Regions from separate parts of the Mus musculus genome. Here all the other regions are linked to region 1. The links are chromatin loops, found by intact Hi-C in ENCODE. Cell type or tissue: left cerebral cortex. All regions are shown on one strand.

Region 1 (4,000 bases):
ATATATAAATCATATAAAAATATATGATTTGTTTTTTTGATATATTGAGATTTGTTTTTTTATGTGTACAAGTGTTTAGCATGTGTATGTGTTTACAATGTACCTGCCTGGTGAGGGGTCAAAAGAAGGCATTAGATTCCTTAGAATTGCAGTTACAGATGGTTGTGAACCACCATGTGGGTGTTGGGAACTGTGATGGTTTGTATATCCTTGGACCAGGGAGTGGCACCATCTGAAGGTGTGGCCTTGTTGGAATAGGTGTGACCTGGTTGGAATGGGTGTGTCACTGTGGGTGTGGGTATAAGATCCTCACCCTAGTTGCCTGGAAGTCAATCTTCCACTAGCAGCCTTTGGATGAAGACATAGAACTCTCAGCTCCTCCTGTGCCATGCCTGCCTGGATACTGCCATGCTCCCACCTTGATGATAATGGACTGAACCTCTGAACCTGTAAGCCAGCCCCAATTAAATGTTGTTTTTTATAAAACTTGCCTTGTTCATGGTGTCTGTTCACAGCAGTAAAACCCTAACTAAGACAGGAACCAAACCTAAGTCCTCTGCTCTTAACTGCCGAGTCATCTCTCCTGCCCCACATAGATTTACTTTTGCTGGTGAACCTAATATCTTGGACTTGAGGCTAGAGAGATGACTCAGCAGTCTGGGCTGGTGAGATGGCTCAGTGGGTTAGAGCACCCGACTGCTCTTCCGAAGGTCCAGAGTTAAAATCCCAGCAACCACATGGTGGCTCACAACCATCCGTAACAAGATCTGACCCCCTCTTCTGGAGTGTCTGAAGACAGCTTCAATGTACTTACATATAATAAATAAATAAATAAATCTTTAAAAAAAAAAAAAAAAAAAAAAAAGCAGAGGACCTAGGTTTGGTACCCAACACCCACATGGTGGCTCATGTGGTTCCCATGGAACACAGCTCCAGGGAATCCAACACTTTTTCTGACCTCTGCAGGAACTGTACACACATGGTGCACATACATACACATAAGCAAACACTCATACACACACCATAAAGATAAGTAAATCTTGAAAACAAGATCTTAGACATACATGCTAAGCAACCGCCCTGCCACCACTGCTGCTCCCCAGTCTCAGGATCTCCTAATTAAGCCTGTGAGCTCATGATTTATTTGGGGACTTTCTGATTAACACATGTTCTGTGCATGTCTTCAGTGTGATAATGACTTTATACACTTTCAGTGATAACACTGAAGACATGCGCTGTAGCCCAGAAATATAAATGAAAGAAATGGTCTACAAGATGCTCTCCCATGTCTTGGAGAGTTCTGTAGGCTGTGTTAATTCCTAGCTAAGACATTCCTCCCACTTACATGAGATGGATGGAGAGAGAACTGGCAGCTCCCACTGACAGCACTTCCATGGCTTTTTATGATGCCCAGAATGCCCAGGGAGGTCCTAACAACCATCCTAGAGCTTGACCTTGGTCAAGTTTGAGACTAGATAATCTTTTTTAAAAAAATATTTGTTTTATGTATATGAATACACTTTAGCTGTCTTCAGATACACCAGAAGAGGGCATCAGATCTCATTATTACAGATGGTTGTGAGCCACCATGTATGTGGTTGCTGGGAATTGAACTCAGGACCTCTGGAAAAGCAGTCAGTATTCTTAACCTCTGAGCCAACTATCCAGCCCTAGATAATCTTTTATGAGGGATGTCTTGTGGGTTTTACAATACTTTACGGCATGCCTGGTCTGCAGACTATAGACACCATGCACCATGCCCCCTCAAGTTATGATAGCCAAAAAGTGTCTTTAGATATTCCCAAATGTCCTCTTATGGGCAAAATCACCCCTGGTTGGAAACCACTGTCTTTGGCAAACCTTTTCCTACTGGGATATGTAATTTATCACTAAGTTTTGTTGAATCCACCTTCCAGAATTAACTGTCAATTTCATTTCCTCTCTGATTCCAATGTCTCTGGTCTCCTAAGGAAATGTACAGGTAAGAGTATCCTTAAGGAATCAATGTAGCCGGGAAATTTTACCAGAAGCTGATGTGCAGTGGCAGATCTTAGCCACTGGGTGGCGTCTGTACATCACTAGCTCTGCAGAGCCAAACCGGATCTCCCCAGAAGCAGATAGACAAAACTCTGCCCAGACCAAAAAGATAAGATTGGGCCTCACCTATTTACAGAGTACTCTGTGCCAGGCATTGCAGAAGGTAAAACTAAGCAGATAACCTTTACTGAATATTTACTCTATGCCAGCCAGACCCTAAGTTCTATGTAATGTGCGTCATCACCTTGAATTCTAATAATAATCCTAAAATGTAAAATTAGTCATTCTTCTATGTTATAGACAAACAAATGAACAAAACCTAAGAAGTACAGCAGACTTGAGGGCTGGAATGTAGATCAGTGGTAAAATACTTGCCTACCATGCATAAGGCCCTGGGTTCAATCCCCCAGTACTGCAATAAACAAACAAATAATAAATAAATCAATACATATTAAAAATGACCTAATTATTGCAAAAATACTCAAGAAGGTCATGTAACTGTCGAATATCTAATGTATGCTAGATAACCTTGTAGATGTGAGATGCTATGTTTAACCCAGTTATTACAGAAAGGATCTCAGAATTATACCCCAAGCTTACACAGCTGGCCAAGTTCATGTATAAATGCAAGGGATATGTATCAGATTCCAGCACCATCTTCTTCATCATACTGGAACACAAAGAAAAAAACCTGAGTCCGTGTCTTCTCCCGGATCTCCCCGACAATCTGCTCTGTGTCGACAGGATCCTTGCATGTACCTGCTGTGTGGCAGAAATCACTTTGGTCGTCTGTCTGAAGGTGAACTGACACACCACACCTTGTTTTCATGGAGCCCACAGTTAAGGATATGGAAGGGAAGAGCTGACGAACAACCCATTCCAGAAGTCATGATGGATTTGTGCTGAGTGCTGGAAAGCGAGAGGAAGTGGGCAGAGAGCCTGGAAGTCTAGAAGGAAGAGAAGAGGAAGTGAGCAGGTGTGAGAAAGGAAGCCCATCGCTGAGATGACCACCACCAATGTTTTCACAGGGTATAGGCATGGGTTTTTGGTATTTATTCATTTATTTATTTACCAGCATGGAGTCTGAACCTGACTGCCTGGATTTGATCTCTATAACTACTGTATATTCGTGTGCCTTTGGTCAAGTTTACCATCTGTAAACTGGGAGCAAAATTACTCTATCCTTTCAGGCTATTGTGAGGATTAAATGAGTTAGCCAATCTAAAGGTTTAGAGCCGCTGTACACAGTGCTGCCTACACACAGTGTGATTATACTGCTGTATGCATTTATATTTGACTTTCTCCACTTTACAAGCAAACTTTTCTCCACATCACTAAAACCTGCTTTGTTAAATACGAACTGTGTGAGCATTTATGTCTGCTAATACATGGAGGGGAGATTAAATACCTCCCCAGAGGCCTTGTGGTCACCCCAGAGAGAGAAGGTGGGTGGACTTTATCAATGTCTCTTCTGTAGAGCTTTTTATTGCTGTTTTGAGAACACCACCACCACCACCAACAACAACAAAGAACAAAGCAACCTAAAAATAGGATAAAGAGCCCAGCAACAGATCCACATGTTATTTATGAGTGGGATTTATGACAGACTCCACTTCACTTTGTCAGGGCTATTTAAAAAATCGGGTCGATGAGATAACTGTGTTGGAAAAAGGAACCCTGACCCCACTTATACAGTCATTGAAAGTTAATTCAGAGCGGGCTACCGCCTTCAGTGTGGGGCTAGAATGAAGTAGCCGAGTTTCTTGGAGAATATAGATGGAGCAGATATACTAAGAAGAACATGGTGAGCTGAATTTCATCAACATGAAGAATTTCTGTACATCAAAAGACATCATTAACAGAGAAAAAGAGAGGCCACAGACAGGAGTATATATTTGTGGAACATGTACTGGCATGGTCATCCAGAAAGCTATATATCACATATATCAAGCTGTCAGTCAGC
Region 2 (4,000 bases), 310 kb after region 1:
GGGAATCCTGGGGTGGTGGTGGCACACGCCTTTGATCCCAGCACTTGGGAGGTAGAGACAGTTGGATCTGAGTTCAAGGTCAGCCTGGTCTACAGAGTGAATTCCAGGACAACCAGGGAAACCCACAGTACACAGAGAAACCCTGTCACGGAAAAAAAAATGATATCAAAAAAAAAAAAAGAAAGAAAGAAAGAAGGAAAAGAAAGAAAGAAATGGGGGGCAGGGAGAAAGAGAGAGGGAGGGAGAGACAGCGAGACAGAGAGACACAATCTCCACCCACTCATGCTTTTTGTGAGGGGGTCTTATGTGTCACATGCCAGGTAGTCCTCAAACTTGCTGTGTAGCTGAGGCTGACCTTGGGTTTCTAATCTTCCTCTCTCTAGCTCCTAAGTACTGGGATTATGAAAATATGCCACCATATTCAGTTTATGCAGTGCTGGGGACTGAATCCAGGGCTCCGTACACATTAGGAACGGATTCTACCAATTGAGCTGCATCCCCAGCCTTCCTTTGCCTTTAGCTTTGGTTTCCTGGCTGAAAAATCAATCAGTGGGGGCCACAGGACTAGACATTTGGAGGTGGGTGGGACAGAGCTTGGATTTTTGTTTTTATACGTACCCACTTTTCCTGAGTTACCCAAGGTAACTCAGATGTTGGATTTCTGTTTCTACATGTACCTACCTTTCCTGAGTTACCCAAGGTGGCCCCGTATGCATCCAGACCTCAGTGACTCCCAGATTTTCCCTCATCTGTTTACCCTCAGAGCCTCTTAGAATGCTCCAAAAACAGATGCAGAAAGCTTCCTGCTGCAAGGCAGAGAGACATAGAAAAGTGTACTTCCCTAGCGGACAGCTGCTTGATCATGTGTGTGCCCTGTGTGTCCATGGTGCCACCTTATTCCTCTACATGTCCCAGAGGTTCTTAAAGCCTCATTTCAGTGTGAAATATTTCCTGTCATCAACCAGGCCAGCTCCACTACCATTGCTAGTTGCTGCTGGCCCCAACCAACGTGATCACAGCTTACACACCAGTACACCCCAGTCAGGGGCCCTCCCCATTCCTGTCCATTTCGAGTCCATTTCCCTTGGTGATGCACCTTATCTGCCGTACTTGGGATACTACTTTGAGAAGCAGGGTTTACACAGCTCCAGCTACACCAGTGGGTCTCAACCATCCTAATGCTGCAACCCTTTAATACAGTTCCTCATATTGTGGTGAACCCCAACCATAACAAGTATTCCATTGCTACTTCAGAGCTATAATTTTGTTACTGTTATGAATCATAATATAAATATCTGATATGCAGGATATCTGACATGCAACCTCAATGGGGTTGCACCCCACGTGTTGAGAACCGTCGGTCTACACTGTTCTTTTTTTCTTTTTTCTTTCCTGGATGTTCAGATCCTCCTTTGCTTCCTGAGACTGTTGGTCAACTCTGAGTAGCCAGGCCTCCCTCATGCCTAGTTGGGTCAGAAGTGGAATAGTGACTCACCTTTTCAAGCGGGCTTACTAAATGTACACCCAATAAAAGCTAGTCTTTTCGGTGTGAAGAAGAGCTCCAGGCTCAAAGGCAAAAAAAGCTGGGTTCTAGCCCCAGTTCACATAGTGACTTGGGCTAGCCCTGGACCTATTTGGTGCCTTCAGGCTTGCAATTTGCAAAAAAGAGGAAATGGGTCTCTCAGCCTGCAATCAACTAACTGTAATAATCGTCTGCCTTTACAGACTGCTTGGGGGTTTCATTTTCATCCTTGGGTCTCATTTGATCTTTCCAACAAGCTCATTCCATCTATAAATGAGAAAGCTTAGGTTCCCAAGGAAGCAATTTACACAAGTCACACAGCAAGTCAAAAGTGGAGGCTGGGCTATAGCTCTGAAATCCTACTCTGGTCCTTAATTCTCTTTGTAAATCCGGTGTGAGGGTCAAGGCAACGGGGGGGGGGGGGACTGTGATTTGCAAACAATAAAAGGTTCGTGGAAAGATGAGTGGACAGATCCGTTACTACACGTTACTGTTATCTTTGCTCCGGCGCCCCCGCGCGTCCAACTCGAGGACCTCATCGCGCAGGCGCCTTTTTGCTGTTTACCGAGGCAGCGAGGCTCGTATTTGCGCGTGCGCTTTCCAGCGAGCACGCCCCGAGCTCCTGATAGACTTAGCTGCCTTGTAGCCCCCTAGTGGTTGTGGCCACTCTGCCACTGCGGCCCCCTAGGGCTTTCCCTCGGATGTAGGCGTCTCCACAGCCTCAGAGCAGCGAAGGGCAGAGAGGCTGCCGCATTCGACCACTTACAGTGGCCGCACTAAGCGCCAGAGGGGCGGAAGGCAGAGGCTTGGGCGCTGTGCTTTGCCCTAGTAAAAACTACATTTCCGGAAAGTCGGAGAGTGAGGTCGCAGAAGGGCATATTGGGAGTTGGAGTTTGGAGACAGAGGAGGTCTTCCGCAGCGGGTCCGGGCGGTGAGGAGGTGGAGCCTGGGCTCTAAACTAGGGCTGGTTGGTTCTAAGGACGCATAAATGACACAGTAGCTAGCTTGTATTTTAGAAAGAACACTAAGTTGTCTGCAATTGCTCCTCCGCTAGTCAACACTCAGATCGCCTTATGTCCTGCTGTCAAATCCAAGCTGCGTGTGCGTGTGTGTGTGTGTGTGTGTGTGTGTGTCCCAAGTGCTGCGATTACAGGTCTGCGCCAGTATGTCCAACTTAATTAAGCAATAATAAAAATGTTCACTACCTTCATAGTCCAATACCGTTGTAACTGTGTGACGACTTGACACATGGCTAAATGCCATGTAAGAAGTAAAAATTGTAGGCGGCCTTGGTGTTCCAGGAGTTGGAGATGGGAGGGACATGAGTCTGAGGTCAGACTGGACTTCATAGTAGAACCTCAGTGGTAAAGTGTTTGCCTAGATTTGATACAAATGACAAAGGCCCTGAATTTGATACAAATGACACATAACACCCTAAATGAATGCCATTTTAAATGAAACTAGTTTTAACTCATGCAAATGGCTACTTTGTGTCTAGGGCTACTTTGTGTCTTAGGGCTACTTTGTGTCTAGGGCTACTTTGTGTCTAGGGCTACTTTGTGTCTAGGGCTACATTGTGTCTAGGGCTACTTTGTGTCTAGGGCTACTTTGTTGGACAGTTTCATAATTTAAATCTGTTGTCTTCAACATAATGGTCTCGCCTTGCTTTGTGAGGCTCACGGTTCAGTTTCTTCCTGCCTACTCACTTCCTCCATTGTTTGTCCCTTGCAACCTAAAAATTAGGTTGGATTGTAAAAATCTTCCCTACTGTTTATTAGGCTGGAATAACAGGCACAGAAAAAGCCAGCTGTAAAATTAACAGGAAATAATATTTTCCCAAGGATATACTGCAGCTATTAAAATGTTATAATGACCTCCTGCTTTGAGTAACAATTTATTTCTTACCAACCCAGCAGGCTTGTTTTCTGGAATCGTAGGCTATCTGTAACTTTGCTATTGGAAATGATATGAACAAAGTGGAGAGTTTTGTCTGTGGGATCTGAGCCACTGAGTGAACTTGGGTACAGAGATCCACTTGAAGGGCTTCTAAAGGTGGTCCATCAGTAGTCCTCAACCTTCCTAATGCTGCAACCCTTTAATACACTTCCTTATGTTGTGGTGACCCTCAACCAAAAGTTATTTTCATTACTGTCTTAAGACATACCAAAAGAGGGCATCAGATCCCATTACAGATGGTTGTGAGCCACCATGTGGTTGCTGGGAATTGAACTCAGGACCTCTGGAAGAGCAGTCAGTTCTCTTAACTGCAGAGCAATCTCTCCAGCCCTCATTGCTACTTTGTAACTGTAGTTTTGCTACTGTTATGAATTGTAATGTACATATCTATGTTTTCTGAAGGTCTTGGGTGATCCCTGTGAAATAGTTGTGTGACCCCTAAGGGGGTTGCAGCCCACAGGCTAAAAACCACTATGTTATGTCTATCTTAATTTTATTGTTTTCAAGGAAGCAAGACTCTGG
Region 3 (4,000 bases), 79 kb after region 1:
ACAACTGCTGGTCTGAAAGTTTTAATGGATATAGTCAAGCATGTTACAAAGAAGAGTTCATGGACTTGTATTATGGTCTTAATTTGAAAGTGTCAGAGACCCAAAGTGTGTATATAGAGAAAATTAAATACATGGGTCAGAAACATGTCTGGGCTTATGTAAGGTTTTATTTGTTTGCTTTTAGCTCTCCATTCCAGGGGCCCTGACTGGCCTGGAACTCACTATGTAGATCAGGCTAGCCTTACAAAGATGGACCTGCTCTGCGTCTCCAGGGCAAGGGTTAAAGGCATGCCCCACCATACCTGAGGGTCATGTAGTTTTTGCATAGTTACTTTTCTTTTGATTTTAACTTCTTTAAAATACTTCAGGTAAGGGCAGTGGTGGCCACTTGGGAGGCAAAGGCAGGTGAATCTCTGACTTCAAGGCCAAACTGGTCTACAGAGCAAGTTCCAGTACCACCGGATACACAGAGGAATCCGGTCGCAGAAAACAAACAACAAAAAGGTCTCCAGGTAATTAGGAGTAACTTTTTGTCTCATTGTTTCTGTGGAAGCAGTGGTGGCACACGCCTTTAATCCCAGATCTCTGTGAGTTCAAGGCCAGCCTGGTATACAGAATGAATTCCAGGACAGCTTGGGGGGGGGGGGGCGCCACAGTGCAGTCCTGTCTTGAAAATCCAAAAATTGTCATCGTCATCATTATCATAATCATCTCATCATCATCATCATTATCGCACCATTTATGATTGAGAAACATTTCTAAATTTTAGAAAATTACTGTTAAATCAATCATTTTGATTATGAAGGTTTGGGGCATGATGCATGCAGGTATGATAATAAGAGATCCTAAGAGAAAGATAGTGACAAAAGTATTTACTTCAAGTGGAATATTTTGGATATGTATTATACAAACCTAGAAGAACCAGTTTATAAAATATTGATTCTTCAGAATAATTCAGCCAGCAGAATACTCATGTTTGCATTCACTGTCTCTTGAATGTCAGTAAATGAAAAAAAAAACATGGAATTTGTATATTGTGCTTCATTTGGCTCCTTCAAACATTAAAATTTGAAACCTAAGGTCCTTCAGGAACTAAAATATCACATTTACATTTTTGTTTCTACTGTGTGGGAGGAAGACCCGCAGTCCTCTTTTAACTAAAATTCATGGTGCATTCCCATCAAAGCTTTTGCTTTAATGAAGACTACTAAATGCACATGCACTGTCATTTAATTTCTTTGTTGTTCTTAATTTTTTCCCAACTTCATGTCTGTTGCTTTGAGAGATCTACCGGCTAAATCCCAACTGATGAAAGTGCATTGTTCCGAGATACCTAGGGGACCTGGAGACAATTAACCAGAACTCCATCTGATAAAGGGCATGCTTGGGCAAGATTTGATGGCTCTTATTCTTTTTCTTTTCTTCCTTGGTCTTCAAAACACAGCAAATCTGAACCAGTAGCTGAATTGGAATGAATCTGCTCCACGGCAGCCCACTCTTACTGTGCGAGCTTCTGTTACACGCGTTTAAAATATCCCTCAACTGAGACGGGTTACAGGAGATGCATATTCATACTTGGAACACGCTCCTCCTCCACATTAGGAGCTTTTCGGGGTACCCAAAAAGTTAGGATTCTGCTAAGGTTCTTGATCAAACAAAACCAATATCTGAAGGACAGTAGTGCCCAAGGACGAATAAGAGTTGCGGAGCCCATAGTATTAATAGCTCCAGTAAGCCCATACCACAGAAAGGCTAAAGGTCTTTGCCCCGTGACACGGGGAAAGCTGAGATAATTAAAATTCCAGATGCCCACTCAGCAGAAGCAGACCTTTCTGTTAGAGTTAAAATCTAAACTGAATCGATTCCGGTTTTACTTTAGAAAAAGGTGAAGAGAAAGCTATTGAGGAACAGCCTGGCTGAAGTAGGTGTGTTTGGGAGAAGATGGCACAGTTTTTACTGTTTTTACGTGTGGGTTAGAGTCGTTTTACATTTGGGTTACAAAATGTTCTTTTGAATCCGCCGAGTCAAGCGTCAGGAGACGCCTAGGAGCTTAGAGACCTACTTGCTGCTCTGGGATGTAGGGCAGTGGAGCCTGTGCTTAGCATTTCCAGTCTACAGCGAGCACTTGTAGCCACGAGAGGGCGCGGTGCATATTTAACAAAGCCTTTCTGAGCACTGACATCTTTCAAGCCAGGTCTAAAACTTCATGCAGACTAGAATCTTGCTTCCCAGAGCTTGCCTCCCAGGAAGGTGAGTTATCAAGCCAAAGAAGAGGAAAATATGCTTGAGGGAAGGGAACTAATAAGTTGAAGAACGATGTCAGTGCTCTCTGTAAATCACAATTTGTCATTTACCCAGAGATTCTCCAGGTAGTTACACAGGGTCCCGATAATTTAAACCAGGAACAAGAGAGGAAATGAGACAACTTGGAGGTTCCCAACAGAATTCTGACTGAAGACTGTAAAACCTCTGCGCATTCAATAATTTATAAACTGGGCCATATGTCATGTGCCCGGGCAGCAAAAGGAAGTCCTATCTTCCACAGACTTGGAGGAAGCACCTGCCTGAGGCCATTTGACGTCAGGGCTCTAGGGCTTTTTATATTTATTTTAGATAAGAGTTGTCTCTCTGTAACTATGGCTTCTAGACATGTGGATCCTACTATAATAGCAGGCTGAAAATATCCAGAGTGTGCGTGAGCATACACACACACATACATACATACATACACACACACACACACACACACACACACACACACACACACACAATCCAGGAAAAAAAAAATGTGTCTCACTGGACCATGGTGGCACATGCCTTTAATCACAGCACTTGGGAGGCAGATGCAGGTGGATCTGAGTTCAAGGCCAGCCTGGTCTACACCAAGAAACTCTTTCTCAGAAAAAAAAAAAGGGGGGGGGGGGTCTCAGGCATGTACAGAATTTGTTTGGGGGGGGGTTGCTATTCCCTAACAAATACAGGCTAGCAATGGTTTTCATAGCATTTGCAGTGTATGAGTCATTGTAATCTAGAGATGATTAAAGCACAGTGTTTATCTGCAAATACTATTAAATTTTATAGAAGGGACATAAGCATCTTTGAATTCTGATGTCCAAGGTGAATTCTAGAACAACTGTAATAGAGCTCTCTCTCTCTCTCTCTCTCTCTCTCTCTCTTTGTGTGTGTGTGTGTGTGTGTGTGTGTGTGTGTGTGTGTGTGTGTGTGTTGGATGCATATGTTTAGCACTCATGTGAAGACAATTTCAGATAAGAAAATTTCAGTCCTCACTTCTGCCTTATTTGAAACAGGCTCTGGCTGGTCCCTGACACGTGTGCCAGCCTGGTTTCCTTTGCACTGCTGGAGACTCCTGTCTCCATCTCCTGTCTCCATCTCCTGTCTCCGTGTGGAGACTCCGGCTCTTCTATCCAGCTTCTGTGAACTTGGCTCCTCCCACTTGCGTCAAAGCGGTCTATCCAAGGCAAGCGCTTTATCTGCCTTATTTCTGAGATGTAGTCGGCATGCAGCCCGAGCTGGCCTGGCCTAGAACTATATGGAGATCAGATTGGCACTTACAGAGATTTGCCTACCTCTGACGGTTGAATGCTGGGATCAAAGAATCCTTTAAACCTTGATTAGAAGTCTTAGTACTGAAAGGTTTCCTAAAATTTCTACACTACCAATTTTTGACCTGACTGAATTTACATATTATCGGGGCTGATCTTCATGCATATTTATTTTAGAACCAGGCGGGGACCCTGAAGCTATTCAACCAAAGATATTCTTTTCTTTTTCTATCCAAAAAACAAGAAGAAAGGGCTTAGGTTTGAAAGCAAGAACAGTCCTTAAGTTAGCATTTACAAATTTGTTTTTCAGGATTATTTACACACACAATATTTTGTTTTGTTCTTATAAAAATGTGAAATTTACCTTTTACCCAAAGGTTTTAACTCAATGGGGCAACTTCTTCTTTTTCATTTGCAAGCTGGTTCGTTTTTCTAAA
Region 4 (4,000 bases), 170 kb after region 1:
AATTTGGGAACTGGAAGAATGATATGGGACTATCACATCTAGAGGCTGGGAGGCAACAGGAGGAGACTGGAGGTCTGTGTAAAAGATGAGGACTGGGAGGGGGCAGTCTGGCAGAGGAGAAGAGAGAATCTGGGTTTTAAAAGGGGGTTGGACCCTTGGGTTGGGTGGAAGATGGTGACTAGAATCTAGATGATTAGTAAGGATGGGGAGTAAGACTTTATAAAATAGAAGATAGAGGTTTGGGGGTGAGGTCCTACTTATGAGGTAAAGTTCTCTGCAGCCAGGGGCTTAGGGGATATGGGTGTGCCTGGAATCTGATATGTACAGTAGAGAGCCAGAGGTTTGAGAGGGGAGTGGGACTAACCTGGGAGGAGGGAACTCCGGGTTTATACAGAGCTGTTAATGTGGCTGAGGGGGGCAACGAGGATTAGGACTTCGGGGCTTGGGATGGAGGAGTTCTAGATGCGAAGCAGAGTCAGAATCTGGAGGGGCATTTGAACTATGAGCCGAAGAATCAAGGACCCCCTCTGGGTATGGCTGCAGTCCCATTCAGTACAAGACGGGTTCCAAACTAAGGGAAGGGTCCCCTCTTAAAGGAAGGTTCAGGAGAGAGTAGACCGTGGGGCAGACGACTGCAAGCTCTTCAGAAGACCGGGCCCTCACCGGGCTCTCCCTGGACACCCGCTTCTCCCTGTTACCCAGAATGGGGGGGGGGGGGGCCTCCTACCTGCAGGCTGTCGGCGCATGGCTGCGGCGGCGGCTCGTCCGGCTTGAGGAAGACCTGCTGGCCCCGCCTGAGGAATTGGACAACAGCGATGAGGATGTGGTGCAACACCAGGACCATGCTCGCAGCCGCCCGCCCGCCCCTCCAGCCCGGCCCGCTGCACTCGGTCAGCGCGTCCGCAACAGCTTCGCCGGTCCGCGCGAGGGTCCGCCCTGGTCCCGCCCCGCCCCCGCCCCCGTCCCGCCCCAGGCCTCCAGGCCCCGCCTACGTTTCTGCTACCGGGGACAGCACTTCAACGCCTTCCAAAGATCGGACCCCACCCGATCCCGGCCGGCTTGCTCCCTGCCAGGCCTTCACCCTCTCAAGTCTCCTGCAGCGGGTCGGCTACGAGGGCTCCCACTCCTCGGTCGCCTCTCAGCCTTCGCTGCCTTCCGCTTATCCCATTGTCACTCCTCCTATGTGGTAGGGCCCCTCCCAGAGTCCCGCGCACTGTCGCACCACATTCTCTCCCCATCACTTGGACTTCAGTAGCCCGGCCAGAACCCCGAGGCCGAGTCCAGCGCAGTGCGGGGAGAGGGGCCGCGGCCACAGTCCGGGAGCCCCGAGGTCCTTTCACTCCTTCCAGTACAGAGGGTAGAGGAAAGTGAGGGAGAAATTTAGAGGTCGCTCCAAAATGGGACGAGCCCTGAAGCGGTAGCAGATCTGTGAAGGAGACACGTGCGCCCTGACACACACAGGCGCACCGTTCCCAAATGTGGGGTGAGAGCACTGGGTTCCTAAGGCTACCAGATAGGCCTTCATCGGCGTCCCAGGAGGCTGAAAAGGGTGCAAGCCCCAGGGCCATCTAGTCCGCAGTTCCGCGGTGGGACCCCGAGAGCTGGGAGCGCATTTCTCTGCAGAGCCGCCTCTGTGCTCAGGCACTTGCAGCAGCCGTGACGCTCCTGCGCCCCCTGGTGTTCTATCGCAAAGGTGCACCCTGACCCCAGTAGGGGATGGCTGGAGGGATGAGGGGACATTTGTGTAACTTGGGTCAAACCCCTTGCCTGGACCAACCTGTTTTCTAGCCTCTGCTTGCTATAAGATGGGCTAAGGCACAGGACGAGTCTATATCAAATGGTGAATTTGGGTCTTCCTGGATTTTGCCAGTGTAACTTTAGCTTGATCCCCTTCCCATTGGGTGTCAGTTGTCCCACAGGGCTGCCAGAAGACAAAAACTTGGAATGATGGTGAGACAGACAGACTCCTGACAGCCCTCACTGTGACTTTCCCTGGTTCTCCTTTCTGCGCTACTGCCCCTCTTCCTGTACTTCCCTCTCCCCCCAGCCCTTGGAAGGTGACTCAGTGAGCCCCCTGCTCCTTGCCTCATAGATGTGATTCATTTGGGCCCTTTCCCCCTGGGGAGCAATTTCCCCAGTGTTGAGTCACTGAGCCCAGTGCTGGACACGGTCCCAGCACCTGGCACAGGCTTGGAAGTGTCCTAGCTGTCCCAGTAGCTCAAGGGGTGATCTTCCACACAAGGATTTTTCCCCCTCCTAGCTGAGCTTACAGCTTCCAGTGCTCAAACATCCTTAGTGGGGGTCTCTACCACGAGCACCATAAAACCTAAATCTCTCACTTGGCATTACAGACCTTCCACAGTTCAACCCTGATTATTGACCAGCTCTGACAACCCCCATCCCTTGTTTTTATACAGCCCTTTTCTTTTAGACAGCAGCTGCCTCATTCTTGCCTCCTGGTCTGTCATGGTGCCACCCTGTCACCTGCTAACCATTCAAGAGCAACTCAGAGGCCATCTGCTCCAAGACCCCTTTTCTGGATTCCACATCAGTGATCTAGGGGGGGCCTTTTTGTATCCTTCCTGGGAGTCATGTCTGGAGATGGGATCTAAGCCAATTGCTGCTGCTTCTTCTTCCTCTTCTTCTTCCTCTTCTTCTTTCTTCTTCTTCTTTCTTCTTCTTCCTCCTCCTCCTCATCCTCCTCCTCTTCTTCTTCCTCCTCTTCCCCTTCCTCCTCCTCCTCCTCTTCTTCTTCTCCTCCTCCTCCTTCTTCCTTCTTCCTTCTTCTTCCTCTTCTTCTTCTTTTCTTCTTTCTTCTTTCTTCTTTCTTCTTCTTCCTCTTCCTCTTCCTCTTCCTCTTCCTCTTCCTCTTCCTCTTCCTCTTCCTCTTCCTCTTCCTCTTCCTCCTCCTCCTCCTCCTCCTCCTCCTCTTCTTCTTCTTCTTCTTCTTCTTCTTCTTCTTCTTCTTCTTCTTCTTCTTCTTCTTCTTCTTCTTCTTCTTCTTCGTTTTTTGAAACAGGGTTTCTCTGTGTAGCTCTGGCTGTCCTGGAACTCAGTCTGTAGACCAGGCTGGCCTTGAACTCAGAAATCCGCCTGCCTCTGCCTCCCAAGTGCATCTTCTTAGTAAAGCAGTTTGTCCTACATATTAACATTATAGAACATGACATGCATGGGCTAAGATGTGTAAAGGTTACACCTACTCCTTTAGTGGGACTCTCCTTTTTCTGGCCTCAGTTTCCTCCTGTGTAAAAGAGGGGGGATGACCAATATGATGATGACTGTTCCCAGGTCCAGTACACATACCCCTTAGTAATCCTAGTCACATGTCACTGGCTTGGTCCCAGGCTTTCAGATACTCTAAGTAAGACACAGGTGCTCAGGAGGTGCTGGCATGATTACTGACCCTAACTACTGGATCTTCAGGGGACCTCATCTTAGCTCTGCAGTCGAGAGCCAGCCCCACCCTGGCAAAGACCCATCTTTAGGGACCTTCACAGCACTTGCCTCCTGAGAAGTTATTTTTTAAATCCTACTTGAGTCTCTCCTGCTTTGGTGACTATAGTCTCAGATGCACATTTTGTCTCCCTCAGGTCTTTGTGTGTTATTTGTTCTGAGTCAAATATTCATCAAGAGGACTGAGTGTGTCCTCACTCAGTCAGAGGGCTGCTGCATGTGGCCAATGGGGCCTCCACTGCCCCATCTGTGAAATGTTAACACATCTAGACTCAATAAATGAGCAACCTAACCCCTTACAGCACTTGGTAGGCTTCATCTTCACCTGAAGTCCCTGAATTTCTTAGTCCAGTCCTCTCACAGTTGGGGCAACCAAAGCTCTGCCAAATTGCAAAGGGAAGGACCTTGCCAAACTCTCATGGCTAGGAATTGTGCCACCCCAAGGTTAAGTCCGGTTCCCCAGAGCTCCCTATAAATCCCAGGGCTCCTTATCTCTACAGTCTGTGATCCACTATGCCTGGTTCTCCCTAATGATTTGAAAGTACTT
Region 5 (4,000 bases), 190 kb after region 1:
GATTAAACAAGCAATGCCGAAGATTTTATAGAGGACACTCTGGAGACATCCCTTCCCTCTCCAGGCTGTGGTGTTGCATGCTGGAAATCCCAGCACTCCAGGGGGATCGGCAAGGAGCCCAAGAGCCCACGGCTATCCTGACTACATAGTAAATTCCAGGCTACGCTGAGCTACAATGAGACCTTGCCTCAAAGGGGCAAAAATAAAATAAAACACATATAAGCTAAATGTTTAAAGTAATTAAAGAAAAAACACTTCAAAAACATTTCTTCTCTCCACTTTGGGCTGCCACTCAAAGCTTTAAAGCAATTCTGAATTTTCTGACATGGTATTGGTCCTCCTGCCTGCTCCTCACCTCTCCCACCCCAGTCCTGTGCAGCCAGAACCTGTCGCACCCCCCAACACTGGCCCCTGTCTGTTCCAAGACTCTTCCTGGATGATGGGGGTCAAATGAGCTCAGGTGGAAGACACTGGGGCTTCGAATTCCAAAGTTCAAGAGGGCAGATTTCTCTCTCGTGCCAGGGAAGGCTTTCTCCTTCTCAGCCTTCAGTCAGGCCATGTCTTCCCATCCTTGTGCTAACTAGCACAGCTGCTAAGGAGCCCAGCAGAGCCCAGCTTCCCCACACAGCTTCCTGTGGCCCCTCCATGCAGCTAAGGCTTGATGTTAACTTTAGTTTGCAACAAAATTCTTGGCAGGTGGAACCCACGTGTAGCCTCCTGACGCATGAGTGGAGCACAGCCTATCCCAGGGGGCAGGGAGCTGAGCCTTCTTCCTAAAGAAGCCCCGACGCTGTCCTGCATCCTGCTCTGGGTGGAGCTGGCTTTCTGGGCCTCCCCATCCATAACCCAGCATTGTCTCAGCCCCCAGAGCTCATGGAGAGACCATAGGGAACCCTTCAATGTCAGAACGGGAGAAGCCTAAAATAAAGGCTCTGCTCAAAATGACACAGTTGAGGCTCTAAAAGGAACACCACACACACACACACACACACACACACACCCCTATCACTAAACTCCTCTCAAGGAGTCCCTGGGTTCTGTGGAATGACAGACTTCACAAGCCCCCGGAAGGCCTCTTGCGGCCTGCAGAAGCGCTGGTTGAAACTTCAAAGGCAAAGGCCAAGAGGAGTGGAGACACCCAGGTGGAAGGAGGCACAAGCACAGACTTGGATCTCCTCAGGGTGCCCCAACTGCCTAAGGGGCTGAGGGAGAGGCCTTCCAGACCAGGCACACACCCTTCTTGCCACTCTAAGCCCTCTCTCTCTCCCTCTCCCTCTCTCTCTGATCTCACTGGGTGACTTCACTGTTCTTCTCTGCGCTTTGATAGTTGCTTCTGTATAAGGGGACTGGGCTGGGAGCCTTAAAGCTCTCTGGGCGCCATGAAGGTATTGTCCTCCTGGAAGGAATGCAATCTCTCCTCTCCAGCCACATCTAGCCTCTCAATCAATGGCCAAAGATTCCAGCCACCCAACCTGAACATGAAGGCAATAAGACCCTTCCTTAAGGTCTTCATGGCCTGCAGAGGATTCCAGAGTCCCCTGAGGGCCCTCAGAGTTCGTGTGCTTGAGCAGCATGTCCACTGCGGAAGCTTGACCTCTTGTAGCTCTCTCTACCCTCACGCAGGCAGGACTCAAGAGGGACGATGATGAGGGGCCAGACCTCAGTGAGGCCTTACTGCGTCAGCAGTACAGGCCTGAAGCCCTTCACACACATGCACTTGCAAACAGATACCCACAGTGTCATTAGAACACATGTGCATAACACTGTATACGTGCACACACATGCATACAAGCCATGCTTGCATACGCAACCGTCTACCAAGATTCAGATATCAGAATGAACACACAAGCACACATATACAAATATATACACGCCTTCCCACAAACAGAAGTCTACACATTCTCCCCCTCTCTGACCAGTATACACATACCTAAGACTGGAAAATCACACTAAGGTACAAACACACACACCACCACCACCACCACCACCAACAACAACAACAACAACAACAACAACAACTAATATTATTCTGCATTTCAGCATCAGACAAATTTCAAACAATAAAAAAAAAAAAAAACTAAACATAAGGTGTTCTTAAGTCTATTTCCCAATTAGTCAGCCCCTGAACTGAGGTGGGAAACTCCTATCTATGAGCTCATGTCTGTCCCTGCTTTGAGGTCCCAAGTGTTCTCTGTCCTCACTCCCCACTATGTGTGCCTTTGCAATGGAGCTCAAAGGAGGTGGGGAGCAATGTGTTACCCTCTCTCCCCCATCTAAGCTCCTTGCTCACTCTTCCCTCCTGGTCCACCTAACATCCAAGATTGGGGCTGGAATGGAGTGTGTAGCGACCCCTGCTGGGCTTATGTGACATTACAGCACAGCTCTGTTGTATAGTAGCAATTCCAAGCCTGGGCAGCAAAAGGGAAGAAGAGGAAGAGAACCCAAGTGTTGGGTGCTCCAAGAATGGAGTTGAGCTTTAGACAGCCTTTGGTCTGTCCATGTCAATCAGTGCTCCCGAGGCTTCAATGCCATAACCCCATGGTGACATCACTTCAAGCCCTCGGGATGGGAGTTCTGGCAGATCACAGCCGCACATCCAAACTCTCAGGTTGACATCGGGTCTTTAGGCCTAGCTCCCCACTCCTCTCGGCCTTACATCCCACAGAATGCAGCTCTTGCTTTCATCGTCCCAGGCAGCCCTTGTTCCTCAACTGAGAAGCCTCATCCCCAACTTGAACCGTCTATATCTTTCCTGTTTTTCAAGGCTAGTGCTTCACCATCTGGACCAATAATTCATGAGAATATCAGGAGCTTTGGGTGCCTGAGGGCCCTGTGCTCCAAGCCTGCCCCGCCCCCACTCATCCCAGTGGGCAAGTCAGTCCCTTCTTGAATCCTCTGCTCCTTCATCCAGAAAACAGCAGCCTCTTGGGTTTGTGGAGGGGATTAAAGAAGATCATAGCTGTGGAAATCGGGCTCAGGCAGCTGTAAACTTCCCTGTGCGTGTGCAAGAGTTCTCATTATGACTTAATCCTTTGATCCCTGCTCCTAACGCCACACTGAAGCACACAGCAAGCAGACAGGGAGCAGAGAAAGGGTCAAGGCTGCTTCATCTATGAGCTCCCCAGATCCCAACCCCTACCCTACTAGGGCCTGCCAACTACCAGCCTCAGCGGCAGGGTGTAGATTTGGCTGGAAAGAGGTTAGACCAAGTGTACTTAGTGCAAACTCACACCAAACTACAATTCCCAGAATGACTCAAGCTGCTGTGGGTGTGGCCACGAGTTTAACCCCTTCCTCGGTGAGCTCTTTCTTCCAATGTACCTTCTGGGGGTTGGCCTCAGACCAGGCAGGTGCAGCCTAGAAAGGTGGTCTTATGTCCATCAGACACCTCCTTCTGCCCACAGAGCATCTGTGCCTCTCACCACACCCACCGCCTCCTGTCTTTCCCACACACTGACGCTCTCTGGGCTCCTAGCCGTGGTCTAAAAGTGTAGGTGAGTGTGGGTGTTCTACAGTGACAGCAGCTAGCCTCTATATGAGCACTCACCGAATTCCTAGCGCTACGATCTGTGCTTCCAGATTCTTCACAACTATCCTGTGAGGACAGAAGGCTTATTGCCACTGCACACTTTTTGTTCAGAGGGAAGTGGAGCAACTTTCCAGGACCACGTGGCTCTGGGAAGAACCCATGTCTATTTGCCACCTTACCCCACACACACCCACCACCCCCACCACCTTGTCTTCAAAGCTTCTTCTGAACCAGGAAGAGCACCCCAGAAATCCCAAGGTTCATTCACCTCAGCATCACTAGTGGGAAGTCCTCCCAGATGTCGGACACCTACTCTTTCTGTTGTACCAAGCTCCAGCTGCCTCAAAAAGGGCAGTGAGTCTATCACTTCAGGGACATCAAGAAGTGGGTCACATCGCTAGGGAACTGGCCTTTCCCAGGGAGCGGGCAGCTAAACAATGAGAGATAAACGTGTGAAAAGATCCCCGTTAC

What was found. Peaks named below come from ENCODE experiments on the same cell type or tissue, not always from the same donor. Only the 100,000 strongest peaks of a DNase experiment are listed, where the experiment ranks them.
Region 2: it touches region 1 in a loop (2.0-fold over the local background); 2 of 42 quality-filtered maps call a loop at or near these places.
Region 3: a loop joins it to region 1, with 4 times the contacts of the local background. A loop is called at or near these places in 12 of 42 quality-filtered maps.
Region 4: it touches region 1 in a loop (3-fold over the local background); 17 of 42 quality-filtered maps call a loop at or near these places.
Region 5: a loop joins it to region 1, with 4 times the contacts of the local background. A loop is called at or near these places in 16 of 42 quality-filtered maps.

The regions. Positions count from the first base shown.
Region 1 is chr7:101,618,677-101,622,676 of GRCm38, reverse strand. No RefSeq gene overlaps it. Among named protein-coding and RNA genes, the nearest start is that of Art2b, 40 kb to the right of the region's middle. In left cerebral cortex, a CTCF peak has its summit at 2,055 (motif pointing right); DNase peaks (open chromatin) are centred at 1,373 and 2,059; H3K27ac peaks cover 669 bases.
Region 2 is chr7:101,308,969-101,312,968 of GRCm38, reverse strand. No RefSeq gene overlaps it. Among named protein-coding and RNA genes, the nearest start is that of Atg16l2, 8.9 kb to the right of the region's middle. In left cerebral cortex, a CTCF peak has its summit at 2,160 (motif pointing left); DNase peaks (open chromatin) are centred at 1,654, 2,111 and 2,386; H3K4me3 peaks cover 1,106 bases; H3K27ac peaks cover 1,380 bases.
Region 3 is chr7:101,539,448-101,543,447 of GRCm38, reverse strand. No RefSeq gene overlaps it. Among named protein-coding and RNA genes, the nearest start is that of Gm35363, 3.0 kb to the right of the region's middle. In left cerebral cortex, a CTCF peak has its summit at 2,123 (motif pointing right); DNase peaks (open chromatin) are centred at 1,513, 2,117, 2,593, 3,453 and 1 more place; H3K4me3 peaks cover 409 bases; H3K27ac peaks cover 2,893 bases.
Region 4 is chr7:101,448,196-101,452,195 of GRCm38, reverse strand. Pde2a (phosphodiesterase 2A, cGMP-stimulated) reads right to left here and starts at 944. Exons shown (of 30, transcript NM_001143849.2): 1 at 728-944. The coding sequence starts at 844. In left cerebral cortex, a CTCF peak has its summit at 1,675 (motif pointing left); DNase peaks (open chromatin) are centred at 1,126, 1,644 and 2,114; H3K4me3 peaks cover 1,912 bases; H3K27ac peaks cover 1,639 bases.
Region 5 is chr7:101,426,284-101,430,283 of GRCm38, reverse strand. It overlaps a transcript of Pde2a not described here. Among named protein-coding and RNA genes, the nearest start is that of Pde2a, 23 kb to the left of the region's middle. In left cerebral cortex, a CTCF peak has its summit at 2,363 (motif pointing left); DNase peaks (open chromatin) are centred at 801, 2,355, 2,872 and 3,481; H3K4me3 peaks cover 1,302 bases; H3K27ac peaks cover 1,284 bases.